Linked DNA regions of Homo sapiens: region 1 is linked to region 2. Evidence: read pairs that join two places in POLR2A ChIA-PET (ENCODE). Cell type or tissue: Panc1. All regions are shown on one strand. Links, peaks and the distances in the headings refer to the core of each region. The heading gives the core; the rest is flanking DNA.

The links. ChIA-PET counts read pairs that join two places held together with the same protein. Peaks named below come from ENCODE experiments on the same cell type or tissue, not always from the same donor. Only the 100,000 strongest peaks of a DNase experiment are listed, where the experiment ranks them.
Region 1: POLR2A ChIA-PET joins it to region 2 with 12 read pairs; 2 of 35 experiments call an interaction of 5 or more read pairs at or near these places.

What each region holds. Positions count from the first base shown.
Region 1 is chr14:55,156,460-55,164,466 of GRCh38, reverse strand. DLGAP5 (DLG associated protein 5) reads left to right here. Exons shown (of 19, transcript NM_014750.5): 13 at 1,392-1,496; 14 at 5,726-5,945. Among named protein-coding and RNA genes, the nearest start is that of DLGAP5, 31 kb to the left of the region's middle. In Panc1, for the core only: CTCF peaks have their summits at 3,049 and 3,251; a DNase peak (open chromatin) is centred at 3,276.
Region 2 is chr14:55,450,572-55,458,578 of GRCh38, reverse strand. No RefSeq gene overlaps it. Among named protein-coding and RNA genes, the nearest start is that of TBPL2, 14 kb to the right of the region's middle. In Panc1, for the core only: no CTCF peak of the experiment used is centred there; no DNase peak of the experiment used is centred there; H3K4me3 peaks cover 1,096 bases; H3K27ac peaks cover 1,653 bases.

The DNA.
Region 1 (8,007 bases), core at 1,841-4,340, 290 kb after region 2:
GTCTAAATTCATCTTTTTGCTTATGGATAACCAATTTTCCCAGCACTGTTTGTTGAAAAGACTGTCTTTTCCCCGCTGAATTGTATTGGCACCTTTGTTGAAAATCAGTTGGTCATGAGTGTAATTCTGAGTCATTTTGACATTTACTTTTTTTTTTCCTTTGAGATGGAGTCTTGCCTTGTTGCCCAGGCTAGTCTCGACCTTCTCGGTTCAAGCAATCCCCCTGCCTCAGCCTACCAAGTAGCTTGGATTATAGGCATATGCCACAGTGCCCAGAGACATTTACATATTTTTGAGGGAGAGCAAAGCTAAGAGGATATGTGTGTATAAGTGCATAGCATGGAGACTAAAAGCATGGTTACCAAACTGTTGTCAGTGGCGTAACTCTTCGTAGGAGACTGGAAGTATCAGAAAGATGGGGATTATATTTCCATCCTATTAAATACACTTGTATCTTTTAAAATGAGATTATGTCAAGAAAATGAGAAGACAAGGCACAGATTCGGAGAAATATTTGCAAAAGATGTATCTGATAAAAGACTGTTATCCAAAAGATACAAAGAGCTCTTAAAACCCAGCAAGAAGGAAACGAACAACCCAATTAAAAATGGGCAAAAGACCTGAACAGTTACCTCACCATAGAAGATATACAGATGGCAAATACGCATATGAAAAGATGCTCAACATCATATGTCATTAGTGAACTACAAATCAAAACAACAGTGAGATACTACCACATACCTACTAGGGAACAGTGAAAATTCAAAACACTGCCAACAGCAAGTGCTGGGGAGGGTATGGAGCAATACGAACTTTCCATTCATTGCCTATGGGAATGCAAAATGTTATATCCACTTTAGAAGACAGTTTGGCAGTCACTCGCAAAACTAAACATACTCCTACCATACGATCTAGCAATTGCGCTCCAAATGAGTTGAAAACTTATGTCCATATAAAAACCTGCACACGGATGTTTTTAGCAATATAGCAGCTTTATTCATAATTGCCAAAACATGGAAGCAACCAAGATGTCCTTCAGTGGAGGAATGGATAAATAAAAAAAAAATTAGATTGTGTTCACATTGTGTAATTTAAGAAACAACATTTAGGATATCTTTTCTACCATTTTAGCATTTTAGTCAAAAATAATCTAGGAGAGTTATTCATGTATGATATTCTTTATGTAGATTTTGGAGGTTTGTAAGACGAAAGATAATGAAAAACTTTACCATAAAAATTATTTGAACACTAAATTGAGAATGACTCAGTCCAGTTTTAATAACTCATCATTTCTGAATCACTATTTTTAATTTTTTTTTAGTCTTCAGCTCATTCGTTTATAACTTTAATATGGCTAGCATTAATCTGGTAAACTTGTGCTTTATTAACAGATAGAAGATGTAATCCACAAATTCAACAATCTGATCAAACTTGAGGAATCTGGGTGGCAAGTCAATAATAATATGAATCATAATATGAACAAAAATGTCTTTAGGGTAAGTTTGTGGGTTTTATATCCAATTTTTTTTTTTTTAGTTAAGGAACTGTTATACATACATCCAAATTTCTAATATAGATTCTTCTACTTCTTGTTTTTAAGTTTTAAAAACATTTAGGTTTAGATTTCTCATTATTTTACAAAGTTAAGTCTTTATACTACTTAGAGTGTACTTGATTGCCTTTGAAGAAAGAGCAAGGAAATCGATCAACATAAAATTTAGGATAGTTATGTCTAGAGAGAAGAAAGGAGGGGCTGTGATTGAATTGGGGTACCCAGAGGGCTTCTAAGTTACCACATACTGGATATATGAGTGTTGGTTTTATTCTTCTTCTTCTTTTTTTTTTTTTGAGATGGAATCCCGCTCTATCACCAAGGCTGCAGTACAGTGGCGTGATCTCAGCTCACTGCCAGCTCCGCCTCCCGGGTTCACGCCATTCTCCTGCCTCAGCCTCCCAAGTAGCTGGGAATACAGGCGCCAGCCACCACACCCGGCTAATTTTTTGTATTTTTAGTAGAGACGGGGTTTCACTGTGTTAGCCAGGATGGTCTCCATCTGCTGACCTCATGATCCACCCACCTCGGCCTCCCAAAGTGCTGGGATTACAGGCATGAGCCACCGTGCCCGGCCTAAAGGTTTTATTCTTTAAACTGTACTTACACATTTTGTTATAATAGTAATAGTAGTAGGTAACTTATATAATGCTTAGTATGTGTCAAATATTATTCCAATTACTTTATATATATTAATCCTTACAACAGTCGTATGAAATGGATGCTGTTATTCTTGTGCTTTGTTAACATGACAGATTTTGTTCTTGTTTCTAGTAATTATCTTTCTAGTAATGTTTTTGAATTCAAAGTTTTTGGTTTGGGTGGACACTTTTCAAACTAAGCATTGTCAGTTTTTCTTTATGATATGAGAAAAATGCCTGTAGTTATAAACTCAGGTTGTCTAGATTGGTATTTTATTATACTATGTAATCCAAATAAAAACTGTCTTAAATCCTATCTTAAGAGTTTAACTTGTTAAAGTATTGTTTTTTAAACCTTATTTTTAAAAAATTCTTTTTTTTTTTTTTTTTTTTTTTTTTGAGACAGAGTTTGGCTCTTTTTGCCCAGGCTGGAGTGCAGTGGCGTGACCTTGGTTCACCACAACCTCTGACTCCTGAGTTCAAGTGATTCTCCTGCCTCAGCCTCCAAAGTGCTGGGATTACAGGCATGAGCCACTGCGCTCGGCCTTAAAAAATATTTTACTAGGCCAGGCACAGTGGTTCACGTCTATAATCCCAGCACTTTGGGCGGCTGAGGCGGGCAGATCACCTGAGGTCGGGAGTTCGAGACCAGCCTGACCATCGTGGAGAAACCCCGTCTCTACTAAAAATACAAAAATTAGCTGGGCGAGGTGGCGCATGCCTGTAATCCCAGCTACTCAGGAGGCTGAGGCAGGAGAATCACTTGATCCTGGGAGGCAGAGGTTGTGGTGAGCTGAGATCACGCCATTGCATTCCAGCCTGGGCAACGAGCAAAACTCAGTCTCAAAAAAAAAAAAAAAAAAAATTTTTTTTTTACTAATAAAGTCTCATGACAAGGACCCTGAGGACAGTGACTAAATTGATTGAATGGATTTCAAAACTACTAAATAGTGAAGGATGCTACTTCATTATTAAAGCTACTGTGGGTATTTCTTATTAAGGATTTAGTCCTGGAAATATTAATATCATCAGTGATGCAGATCATGGCTATGTCCTATAGAGATTTGTAATTCTGCCTGTTATCACCAGGTGTCTCTCTCCTACTTTATTTTATAGGCTACCTTTAAGATTATCAAACAAAGCTAATCTTTTATACTATACTTGGATACCACTCCCTACTACCTCTTATTTATTAATCCCTCATTCCATCAGTTAGTCTTGTTTTCCTTTCCTCCCTTTTTTCCATCAGTCTTTAAACATGTTTAAGTGTCTTATCATTGTTTACATTAAAACAAACCTGTGGTGTCTGCTTCTCCCTTTAATTACTTGTACACCCCCATTTTTTCTTTCTATCCAGTCACTGACAAGCATCCTAAAATGTTTTCTATACTCTATTATTTTTGTTCCTTTATTTCTCCAACTCATTGCAATTCAGTTTTACCCCCCTATAACTTTAGAATAGTTATCTAAATTATTAATCCACTAGTTGCTTAAGTTATTAGGCACTTAATTTTAAATTCTAACTCTTCTAGGCCAGGCGTGGTGGCTTAAGCCTGTAATCCCAGCACTTTGGGAGGCTGAGGCAGGCAGATCACCTGAGGTCAGTTCAAGACCAGCCTGGCCAGCATGGTGTACCCTGTCTCTACTAAAAATAAAAAATTAGCCAGGCATGGTGGCGGGCGCCTGTAATCCCAGCTACTCAGGAGGCTGGGGTAGGAGAATCACTTGAACCCGGGAGGCAGAGGTTACATTGAACCGAGATCATGCCACTGCACTCCAGCCTGGGCGACACATCAAGACTCTCTCAAAAATAACAAAAAGTAGTAAATAAATCTAACCTTTCTGCAGTATTAAATATGGTCTACTTTTTTTTTTTTTTTATATAGAGTCTTGCTGTGTTGCCCAGGCTGGAGTACAGTGGCGCCATCTCGGCTCACTGCAACCTCTGCCTCCCAGGTTCAAGCTGTTCTCATGTCTCAGCCTCCCAAGTAGCTGGGATTACAGGCGTGTGCCACCACGCCCAGCTAACTTTTTTTCTTGTATTTTTATTTTTGTATTTTATTTATTTTTTGAGATAGAGTCTAGGTGTGTGGCCCAGGCTGGAGTGCAGTGGCACAATCTTGGCTCACTGTAACCTCAGCCTCCCAGGTTCAAGCAATCTCCCACCTCAGCCTCCTGAGTAGCTGGGACTACAGGCATGTGCCACCTTGCCCAGCTAATTTTTTGTATTTTTAGTGGAGCTGGTGTTTCTCCATGTTGGCCAGGCTGGTCTGGAACTCCTGGCCTCAAGTGATCCTCCTGCCTCAGCCTCCCAAAGTGCGGGGATTACAGTTGTGAGCCACTGTACCTGGCCTACTTCCTTGTTTTTGAAATTATATTTCCTTCTTCTTTGCCTATTCTTCAGTCATATTTGCATATTTGTTTTCCATTTATCCCTTAAATGTTTTTGTTATTTAGAATTCCTACCTCTACTCTCTTCTTTCCTTCCGTAATTTTCCTGTGCAATCTTACCCAACCTGTGATGATTCTCAAGTCTGTATTGCAGACCACACTTACTAAGCTCTAATTCTATATATCATGACTCAATATACCTTAAAAATCAATATATCCCAAACTGACAGCATCTCCACACACACCAATGTTGCCCTGTCTCATAATGCTGTTACCATCCCACCAGGTGTTCAAGATAGAAGTCTCAATATCTCTTTTGAGATATCCTTTTGAGCGATACCCTTTGCTTGCTTTATTTCACCATCTCCACCCCACACACATCCAATAGATGAGTAAGTCCTCTCAATTCTACCTTTCAAATATCTCTTGAATCTGTCCACTTTTTTCATCTCTTACTCCTTAGTCTGAGTGATCTTTCTAAAACACCAGCTTGATGTTAATCTTCTGCTTAAAAATTACCAATAACTCTCTGTTCCCTTGTCCTCTGTGTAAATGTGACTTTCTTAAGACCATTACATGCAGGTGATTTTTATTATAATCTAGCTATTGTTTAAATCCACTTTTCTTTGTTTCATTTCTGGCTTTGGAAACATCTCTCTAGCACTTGCCTCACCCCATCTTTTAGTTTGATGAAATATGGTTTCAGCATAGGTGCTACTTCCTACAACCTTTCCTGATGCCTGAAGATTGGTTTAGGTGTCATCCTTATTTATTTTCTTTTAATGTTTTACTTTTTTTTTATTTACTTTTTTTGCTTTTTCTTTTTTATGGGGGGGGGGTGTCATGGTTATAATCTAAAGGATGTCCCCTAAATTTATTTCTAACAGGACATTTATCCTTCTTACTATTCTTCCCAGATCTTCTACTAAGCTGCAAACTCCTTGAGGGCAGCAACTCTGTCCTTTACCTTTTTACCTTTTAGCACATACTAGGAACTTGATAAATATATGATGAATGTGAAATATTTTATGTATACTTTATTTTTAAAAATTAAATTTTTAAGTGATGAATTTGTGTTTGTTGTGTGTTTTTCTTGTAAGATGGTAATGGGCAGCTTTACTATGTTAGTTTCTCTTTGCAGAAAAAAGTTGTCTCAGGTATAGCAAGTAAACCAAAACAGGATGATGCTGGAAGAATTGCAGCGAGAAATCGCCTAGCTGCCATAAAAAATGCAATGAGAGAGAGAATTAGGCAGGAAGAATGTGCTGAAACAGCAGTTTCTGTGATACCAAAGGAAGTTGATAAAATAGTGTTCGATGCTGGATTTTTCAGAGTTGAAAGTCCTGTTAAATTATTCTCAGGTTAGTTGTTTTTGATTTTTTATTTTTTTTGTTTTTCCTGAGACTACTTAAGAGAAATATTTGGGATAGATGGGGGCTTGTGTAAGGTGAAAAATAGTTTTTTACATGAAGAGACATAAGTTTTTCTGTGATTTTTAGAAAATAGACTATGCTCGCTCACAAACACTGTAAATCACATTTTGATGGGTATGATCAGATTAGTTTAAGTGCGATAAGTCTTCTAAGATTGCTTTTCTACTTTCTAAGTGATTTCACATCTGTAATGTAATTACCATGTAACCCTACAGTCTATGAGAAAGGTCACAGGATCCCAAGAGGTAAGAGAAATGACGGAAGCATGAAGAAGTAAACTGATTTTCTTCAGGTCAGTTAGAAGTTTGGTTAGAATTTATAATGCAAAGGAAACTTGAGCATCCAGCTATCACACTTGTCTAGCTGTGCTTTAAAATGAAGCTTATGTGCTGTGTGTGTTGGTTCATGCCTATAATCCCAGTACTTTGAGAGACCAAGGCAGGAGGATCACTTGAAGCTAAGAGTTTGAGACCAGCCTGGGCAATTTAGTGAGATCCCCTCTCTACAAAAAAATAAAATATTAACCGAGCCTGGCAGTACATGCCTGTAGTCCCACCTACTTGGGAGGCTGGGGCAGGAGGATCACTTGAGCCCAGGAGTTCAAGGTTACAGCGAGCTATGATTGTGCCCCTGCACTCTAGCCTGAGTGACAGAGCAAGACTCCATCTCTAAAAAATAAAAGGAAGTTTATGCAAAGTGGATTTGGTTTTATTTGCATTTGTATTAAAACTTTTGCTCAGATCTTTTTGAAAGGTAGTAAACGTACTAATTTTCCAATTTAAAAATATTCCAGTAAAAGCAGTTTTTAATATTCAGGAAATCATTTTTTTGTGATTTTCTCACAGTGTTTGTCATAGCTTTTTTTTCCACAGACTATTTTTCTTGAATTGAATTTATCTCAATTGAAATTATTTATTTATAAGCCATAGATGTCCACCAGGAAGTTTTTTCAAAGTAAACCTAAATTGTTCTCTAATACCTGCTATCTGATATTTATAGTGATCCTCAAGTATATTATAATATTCTTGTTAGTTTAGGTATCAAATCTGGTGTACTTTTGTTTCCTTTAAGCAGCTACACTCCCTGGATACCCAGGAATCTCCCACTACTGCTAATAACATGACTCCATTCTACTACTTGTCAAGGATCTTCGTGGTTTTTACAGCTATAAGCTCATCATTCTGTTCTTTCATATACTCAACTCAGTCCTTATAGATAGGGAGATTAAGGTTTATGGCAAAAATTGGTCATTTAAAATTGAGTTTTAGTTACAGAGCACATAGTTGATATGAGGCTAATTACAAAACAGTAGTCCCTGAAGAAGCCCTTCTCATTCCATTTGCCAATCCCTAGAAGCAACTACTTTCAATTCTTACTGGAGTCTTTTGGACTTACTGGAGTCTTACTGGAGTTTTGTTGTTTACCACCATCTCTCTTGACAAGGTTTGATCTTTTTCAAAAACACATTTTTCTTCTGGTAGACTTTTTAATCTTTCTTTCCTGTACTTACTGTTTTCTTCTACTTCCTGGAGATTTCCTCAACTTTCATGCTGGCTATCATGTTTTTAATTCCCAAGAGCCCTTTCTTACTCTCCAAATGTTCATTTTATAACATTCTGCACTTGTTTCATCAGTGTATTGTTTTATCTTTCCAAGGATATTAATGATAGCTTTTATGTTTTCTTCATCCACTATAGACAGTATTTGTTTCAGGGTACTTTCATCTAGTTGTTTTTGGTTTCTGTCTCTTGTATTTAGAGGCTTTCCTCGGGAATCTGGTGATCTCTCACTGCCTGCACATGGTTAAGAATAGGGCACTAAAAAGCTGACTGGAAACTCTCTGCACATGGGTAGGACCTTTACTTTCGGGGCCCTTCTGTTAGCGGGGCCATTATGCTGGGAACCTACACATCACTGCATTTAAGACTTTTCTCATAGTCTACTCAGATTCCCCAGAGAAGATGCTTTCCATCTGCTTCCTGGAAGGTAT
Region 2 (8,007 bases), core at 2,060-4,559:
CTTTTTAGTTATTAAGATGGCCCTCTAGACCAGGCCTGGATGGTTGGCCTGGGGAGGAAAATAGTGAAACTTTTATATCAGAAATGCACAGTGATTTTTGGAGTTGGAGCTGAATGAGCCATGAAGAAGCAGGGAAAATCCCAAGAAGAGGGCCAGAAGGTGTCCCACTGCATGGCAGGAGGCTGTGGGGAAGGCAGGACACAGGATGCGCCCTCAGAGGACAGAAAGGCTGAGGACTTTTGAGAACTGGGATGGTTGAGTATGCAGTTCAAAGTGTTTTACCCTTCTATTCTGTAATCTAACATCCCTAACCATGACCACACATGCGCACACATACAAACACACAATTATGGGTTGAATTGTGTCCGCTGAAAATTCATATGCTAAAGTCCTAACCCGCAGTGCCTGAGAATATGATCTTATTTGGAAATAGGGTCATTGCAGATATAGTTAATTAAGATGAGGTCATAGTGAAGTAGGGTAGACCCCTAATCCAATGTTACTGTGGTTATACAAGGAGGAAATCTGAACACAGACACTCACACGGTGACAGCCATATGAAGACAGGAGTGATGCTGCCACAAGCCAAGAAACTACCAGAAGCTGGAGGGGAGACCTGGAACAGATCCTTCCCTAGCACCTGTTAGAAACAGCATAGCCCTGCAGACACCTTCATCTCAGGTGTCTAGCTTCCAGAACTGTGAGACAATGAGACAAGAAATTTCTATTGTTTAAGCCTCTCAGTTTGTGTTACTTTTTATGGCAGCCCTAGGAAATTAACACATATGCACATGCACAAACATGAATGCACACACACTTATGCACACATATGCACGCACACACACATGCACACACTCATACGCACACACACTCATGCACAGACACATGCACACATGCACACACACTCATGCACACACATGCGTGCACATACACACACCGGTGCCCAAATCTTCATTAAAGCTTGCACCACACGCACAGCCATGACCAGTGGCAGTCTGGAGACTGAGGGGTTTGTATGGGAGTTGAGTAAGTACATAGGCTATGCAAAAGGAACGAGATATGCAGAGGCAGAGCCCAGAGTAGATGCCAGAAAGGCAGTGGAAGCAGAGACTCGTGGCAGAGGGAGCACAGGTTCCTTTCACATGCCCCACTAGCAAGAATTCTCAGAGCTATTGGGCAAGTATTGAGACGGAGCAGGGACCCCTCTTAAGGGCTTGCAGCACCCTCCTCCACCCCCAACCCCAAGCAGGGAAATAAAATCTTGAGTTCCTTCAAGGGAATTTACAGTCACCTAGCTAGCCTTGACAAGTAAATGAGCAATTTGATAAGCAAGACGGTAACAGTAGCTTAAAACAATAGCCAAGGAAGTTAGAGTCACACGAATATTTGGTTCCCAAGAGAAACTAAAGATAACACCTTAGCATATATTCTTGAGTTGTTTTTCAGAATTTGGACCTCCACTAAATGGGTACACTGGTACAGAGACCTCTGATAAGGGGGAACTGAGGACTGAACTCCGACCGCTGTTCTAAACTTCTTTCTGAGGCTCCGGAGGTGCCGGGATTGCAGACGGAGTCTGGTTCACTCAGTGCTCAATGGTGCCCAGGCTGGAGTGCAGTGGCATGATCTCGGCTCGCTACAACCTCCACCTCCCAGCCGCCTGCCTTGGCCTCCCAAAGTGCTGAGATTGCAGCCTCTGCATGGCCGCCACCCCGTCTGGGAAGTGAGGAGCGTCTCTGCCTGGCCGCCCATCGTCTGGGACGTGAGGAGCCCCTCTGCCTGGCTGCCCAGTCTGGAAAGTGAGGAGCATCTCTGCCCGGCCGCCATCCCATCTAGGAAGTGAGGAGCGCCTCTTCCCGGCCGCCATCCCATCTAGGAAGTGAGGAGTGTCTCTGCCCGGCCGCCCATCGTCTGAGATGTGGGGAGCGCCTCTGCCCCGCCGCCCGTCTGGGATGTGAGGAGCGCCTCTACGCGGCCGCGACCCCATCCAGGAGGTGAGGAGCGTCTCTGCCCGGCCGCCCCGTCTGAGAAGTGAGGAGACCCTCCGCCCGGCAGCCGCCCCGTCTGAGAAGTGAGGAGCCCCTCCGCCCGGCAGCCGCCCCGTCTGAGAAGTGAGGAGCCCCTCCGCCCGGCAGCCGCCCCATCTGGGAAGTGAGGAGCGTCTCCGCCCAGCAGCCACCCCGTCCTGGAGGGAGGTGGGGGTCAGCCCCCGCCAGGCCAGCCGCCCCGTCCGGGAGGGAGGTGGGGGGGTCAGCCCCCCGCCCGGCCAGCCGCCCCGTCCGGGAGGTGAGGGGCGCCTCTGCCCGGTCGCCCCTACTGGGAAGTGAGGAGCCCCTCTGCCCGGCCACCACCCCGTCTGGGAGGTTTACCCAACAGCTCATTGAGAACAGGCCATGATGACAATGGCGGTTTTGTGGAATAGAAAGGGGGGAAAGGTGGGGAAAAGATTGAGAAATCGGATGGTTGCCGTGTCTGTGTAGAAAGAGGTAGACATGGGAGACTTTTCATTTTGTTCTGTACTAAGAAAAATTCTTATCCTGTTGATCTGTGACCTTACCCCCAACCCTGTGCTCTCTGAAACATGTGCTGAGTCCACTCAGGGTTAAATGGATTAAGGGCGGTGCAAGATGTGCTTTGTTAAACAGATGCTTGAAGGCAGCATGCTCGTTAAGAGTCATTACCACTCCCTAATCTCAAGTACCCAGGGACGCAAACACTGCGGAAGGCCGCAGGGTCCTCTGCCTAGGAAAACCAGAGACCTTTGTTCACTTGTTTATCTGCTGACCTTCCCTCCACTATTGTCCTATGACCCTGCCAAATCCCCCTCTGCGAGAAACACCCAAGAATGATCAATAAAAATAAATAAATTAATTAATTAAAAAAAAAAAGAAGTTAAAAAAAAAAAAAGATAAATTTCTTTCTGAGGGGCCTGGAGGAGATCACACCCAAGAGCCAAAACTAACATTATTTTCTGCCGATCCCAAATGTTTAGACAAAGCTCCACCTCCTTAACCAATCACAAATCAGCAAATCTTTGACTCCACCTACGACCTGTGGGTGCCTGCTTCAAGATGTCTCACCTTTTATACAGGTCAAACCAATGTATATCCTGCAAGTTTTTTGTTTTTGTTTTTGAGATGGAGTCTCACTCTCACCCAAGCTGGAGTACAGTGTTGCAATCTTGGCTCACTGCAACCTCCGCCTCCCAGGTTCAAGCAATTCTCCTGCCTCAGCTTCCCAAATAGCTGGGATTACAGATGCATGCCACCATGCCCGGCTGATTTTGTATTTTTAGTGGAGACGGGGTTTCAACACATTGGCCAGGCTGGTCTCGAACTCCTGGCCTCAAGTGATCCGCCCTTCTCGGCCTCCCAAAGTACTGGGATTACAGGCATGAGCCACTGTGCCCGGCCAGCCTTCCTGTATTGGTTTATGATTTTGCCTGTAAGCTCTGCCTTCCTGCCTTTAAAAATCCTTACCTGTAAGCTCTTGGGGAGTTTGGGTCTTCAGCCTGAGCTGCCTGATTCTCCTTGCTTGGTGCCAGGCAATAAATGCCTCACTTTCTCTCGCTGCAATCCCGATGTCAGTGTTTGGATTTTTGTGCCAGGCAAGTAGACCTAGTTGTTTGATAACAGTATTCGGGGTACCTACTGCATAATGTCAAGTGGGTGTCTCTGGTTCAGGCAGTGAGTAGTGTAAGTAACGAGCGATTGAAGGCAAAATGGCTCGCTGCCTGTTTCCGTACAAAAGCAGCCCTGGCAACAATCCAGACTGATCTGTCCTTGGCCTATTCATTATTCTCTGCGCAGTGATAATGAGTTTACTGCTTTGTGGGCTTTTAGGTAAGGGGAAGAGATGAGCTTGGCTTAATGCCTGCTGACTCATAAGACGCAGGGGCCCTGGCCTGCCTCTGATGGGATGCATGCACTTAAATCAGGAACAATTTCTATTTCCTCTCCAGCAAAAACGCTGCGAGGGGAGGCTAGTCAAGCATGCAGAGCTGGAGACCTAGGAACTCTATCTCTGCTTCTGGGGACTGGGGGTAGAAAGAAGGAAAGAGCAGGCACAGTCCTTCCTCAAACCTCCCCTTTAGCTGCTCTACAAACATGCTGCCGCTAAAAAGCATTAGAGCTGCTGCTGATTCCTATCAGGAAGGAATTATACTAAGCACGCCTAGCATTTATGAAAGGCTGCCTATCTTTTGTTAGGCATTATCTGGATGCAAAAGCGAATCAACAACCTTCCACTCCTTAAGGAGTGTGCAATCCAGAAGGGAGTGTAAACAATGAAATGTAGGACAAGGTTAAATGAAACACAGGCCAAATTGTTATGGGCATTCAGAAGAAACACTGTGTCTTAGCTTTGTCTTGGGAGATCAAGGAGGGCTCCACACAGAAGGTGGCATCTGAAGGCTAGGAAGGATTTCCGAAGACAGAGAATCGAAAAATAACATTCTCAGCTGAGGGAACTATAGGAACAATGATACTCAGAGCTTTTTCAGAGCCTGGAAGTGTCATTTGGGAACTGAAGATGGGAAGGTTTATGTTTGTTTGCCCAGGCTCAGGAATTTGTGTTTTATTCTAAACTCAGTGTGGAAAACAATGCAGATTTGCGGAAGCATGGAGTGAGGTAAACTTTACATTTTAGCAAGGTGATCTGGGTTCTAGAAATGTACCTGAAATTTACTAAGCCCCTGAGCATGGCTAGGCACTATACTAAAACTTTTAGACATTGTCTCTTTAGGCAATTGCTTTTAATGTCCTTATTTTGCAGATGGGAAGACTGAGGCTGAGTGAGATTAAACATCATGGCCAAAGTTAACTTCCGTTAGCAGGTCCTAACATCACAGGTTTTGCAGCCAGTACCACTTACAGTTACTGTATCGAAGTCTTTTTTTTTCCCCAAGACCAATGTAAAGATCAAGGCTATATAAGAGGACGCTTTTTTTTCTTTTCTTGAGACAGAGTCCCCCTCCGTCATCCAGGCTGGAATGCAGTGGTGCAATCTCGGCTCACTGCAGCCTCCACCTCCTGGGTTCAAGTGATTCTCCAGCCTCGGCCTCCTGAGTAGCTGGGATTATGGGTGCCCACCACCACACCCAGTTAATTTTGCATTTTTAGTAGAGATAGAGTTTCACCATCTTGGCCAGGCTAGTCTCGAATTCCTGACCTCAGGTGATCCTCCCACCTCAGCTTCCCAAAGTGCTGGGATTACAGGCATGAGCCGCCGCACCTGGCCCCATTTTATTCGCTCCTTCCAATACAAGCAAACCTAGGGATACAACCAGAAAACTGCCACGTGAGGCTAAAATATGCTCTTGCTCCTTCAGAAAACAGCACAAGTTCATCAGCCCAGAAAGTTCTCAAACATTCTCAGGACAAGGGACACTGAGTCCAAAGCCTATACTTTTAGCCACAGCACTATTCTGCCTCCCAGTATACAGTCCTAGTATGGTACTTTTCAGCAGAAATCCCATATGTCTTCCAATATTCTTTAAGACAGTACTCTTGAGGCTAAAATATTCTAAACAAAGAGCTGAGTTTCCAACAAAAAGTGCTTTAGAAAACTGAGTTGCACAGAGAATGGGGTGCATAGAAATCTGGGGCATGCACAGCCAAATAACTTGGGTCTGTAAACATTTATCAGATTATTTTAAAGTGATTTTGCAACATTTCCTCATCAAATGCCTTACAGTTCTGGAAAAGGGCAGATATAAGAATTCCTTTATCACTTGGTCAGGTTTACAGATGGAGACACCAAAGCAATGAGAGTTTTAAGAGGCGCTCAGAAAGTCAGTAATCTCAGCACTTTAGGAGGCTGAGGTGGGAGATCATTGAGCCCAGAGTTTGAAACCAACCTGGGCAGCAAAATGAGACTCTATCTCTACAAAAAATTAAAAAATTAAAAATTAAAAAGTCAATAGCAGGGCTAAAGAGAAATCTAGATTCCTGATCTTGAAGCACATGGTTAAATCGAAAAATCATATCTCCATGGGCATCAAGGAGATAGAAATGGGGATGGAAAAAAGGCACTGTCCTTTCTCTTAAAAGTAATATGCACTTTTATAAAATACTCTTTTTGTAAGAAGTAAAATATAAATGTTCATTGTAGAAAATTTGGACAATACCAAAAGTTCAAAGAAGAAATGAAACCCACCAATAAGCTCGGTACCCAGAAATATCCCCTGTGAATGTTGGTATATTTCCATCCAGGAGTTTATGTGCTGTTATCATTTAGAGACAGACAGCCCTTCCATTCTACTCCATTTTCTGAGAGCAGGAATCTGAAAGGTAGATCTCAATCAATAATTGATGCCCCCACTGCATGCCCAGCACTATGCCAGGCACCATGGGGTCAGAAGGAAGACTGCACTCCTCACTCTAAGAGGCTACAGTCAGTTAAAGAGATAATACACAGACCCAGAATCAGGGAGCTGGCAAGAGCATCATATGAGCAAACTGGCTGCAGGAATTCAGAAAAGGAAAGCTGGCTGGGAGAGGCTTAATGGAGGAAATGATCTGGAGCGGAGGTATGAACAACGTTTAGACTCAGGATTGCAGAAAGAAGGAGAAATGCACTCTGGGGTTGAGCAGGTGGAAGATGGGACAAAAACAGCATGGACCAAGGACAGTTGGCTTGGTTCCTAAGGATATTGGCCTGGGTTTAGAGATTAGAGGGTGTGAACAGAGGCCCTAACATCACAGGTTTTACAGGCAGTGCTACCCACAGTTACTGTACCAAAGTCATTTCTTTTCCAAGACCAATGCAGAGATCAAGGCTATATACGAGGATCCATTTTATTCACTCTTTCCAATTCAACCAAACCTAGGCATGCAACCAGAAAACTTCCACGTGAGGCTAAAACATGCTCTTGTTCCTTCAGAAAACAGCACAAGTTCATCAGCCTGGAAAGTTCTCAAACATTCTCAAAGCTGATGTCCAGGAAGTGCTAGGTCAGGGCATGTGCTATAGGAGGGACCACAGGGGAAATGATCGTACAAAATCATGGCACAAAGTCAAAACCCAGCATGCACCAGCCAAATCCTGCACATATGCCAAAAACTGAATTCTGCCACCTTAGTAACACTGAAAAAAAATATATCCTGGGTAAGAGGTGGTGTGATATCTGAGAAAATCCCAAGGTTGTATCTTGGCAGCTCTATTCCCGGTGTGACCTTGTGCAGTGACTTAATTGCTTTGCCCTTCAATTTCCTCATCTGTAAAATGAGGATAATAGCACCTGCCTCATACTTCTGATGTAAAGATTAAATGAAGTAATGTATACAAAGCACCTTACACCACATCTGGCCATTGAGTAAGCCCTGGGTAAACACTGGTTCCTCTTCTTTTCTTCCCACTAGTCTAATATTAGAAAGCCAGATCAAAAGGGTCAGTGTGATTTGGGGAAACTAAAAAACAGAATATGATGCTAATAAGGCTTGAAGCCTCAGACCACATTCAAGGTCTCCAGGGCATTGGTAATGTCCAACTTCTTTACATGGCTCTAAGGTTCACATCTGTCTGAGATGTCACAGCTTGATCAAGGCCTCCTCTATACCATATTCAGCATAAAGTGTTTTGAGACAGGATCTATAATAGGATGCTGGAGTGAGGCCAGCATAGTTGCCCTGAAACCCTGCCTCCTGCCCCCAGCTCAGGTACCAAAGGAAGGCGACATGGGGTATTGAAACAATTTCCAAAGGTTTAGCTCACATAAGCGGAATAGAGACAGAGAAGGGAAAGTCCTCAACCTAGAACACAGATTAATTACCAGGGAGCCAGAAAAAGCTAATAATCCTAGTTGACAGGCAGCCAAATGACTTGGGGTAGCTCATTTAGAGTGTGGGTGTTATGCAGCCCAGAAGACAAACACGTGTAAACAACAGCAGGTAAAACATGAACCAACCTACTTAGCAAGTTAGATCAAGAATCTATTGATTGCCAAGTCTCTTTGAGTCCTGCAACACACTTCCTCTCTGTCCCTTCTGTTAAAGCAAACTAAATATG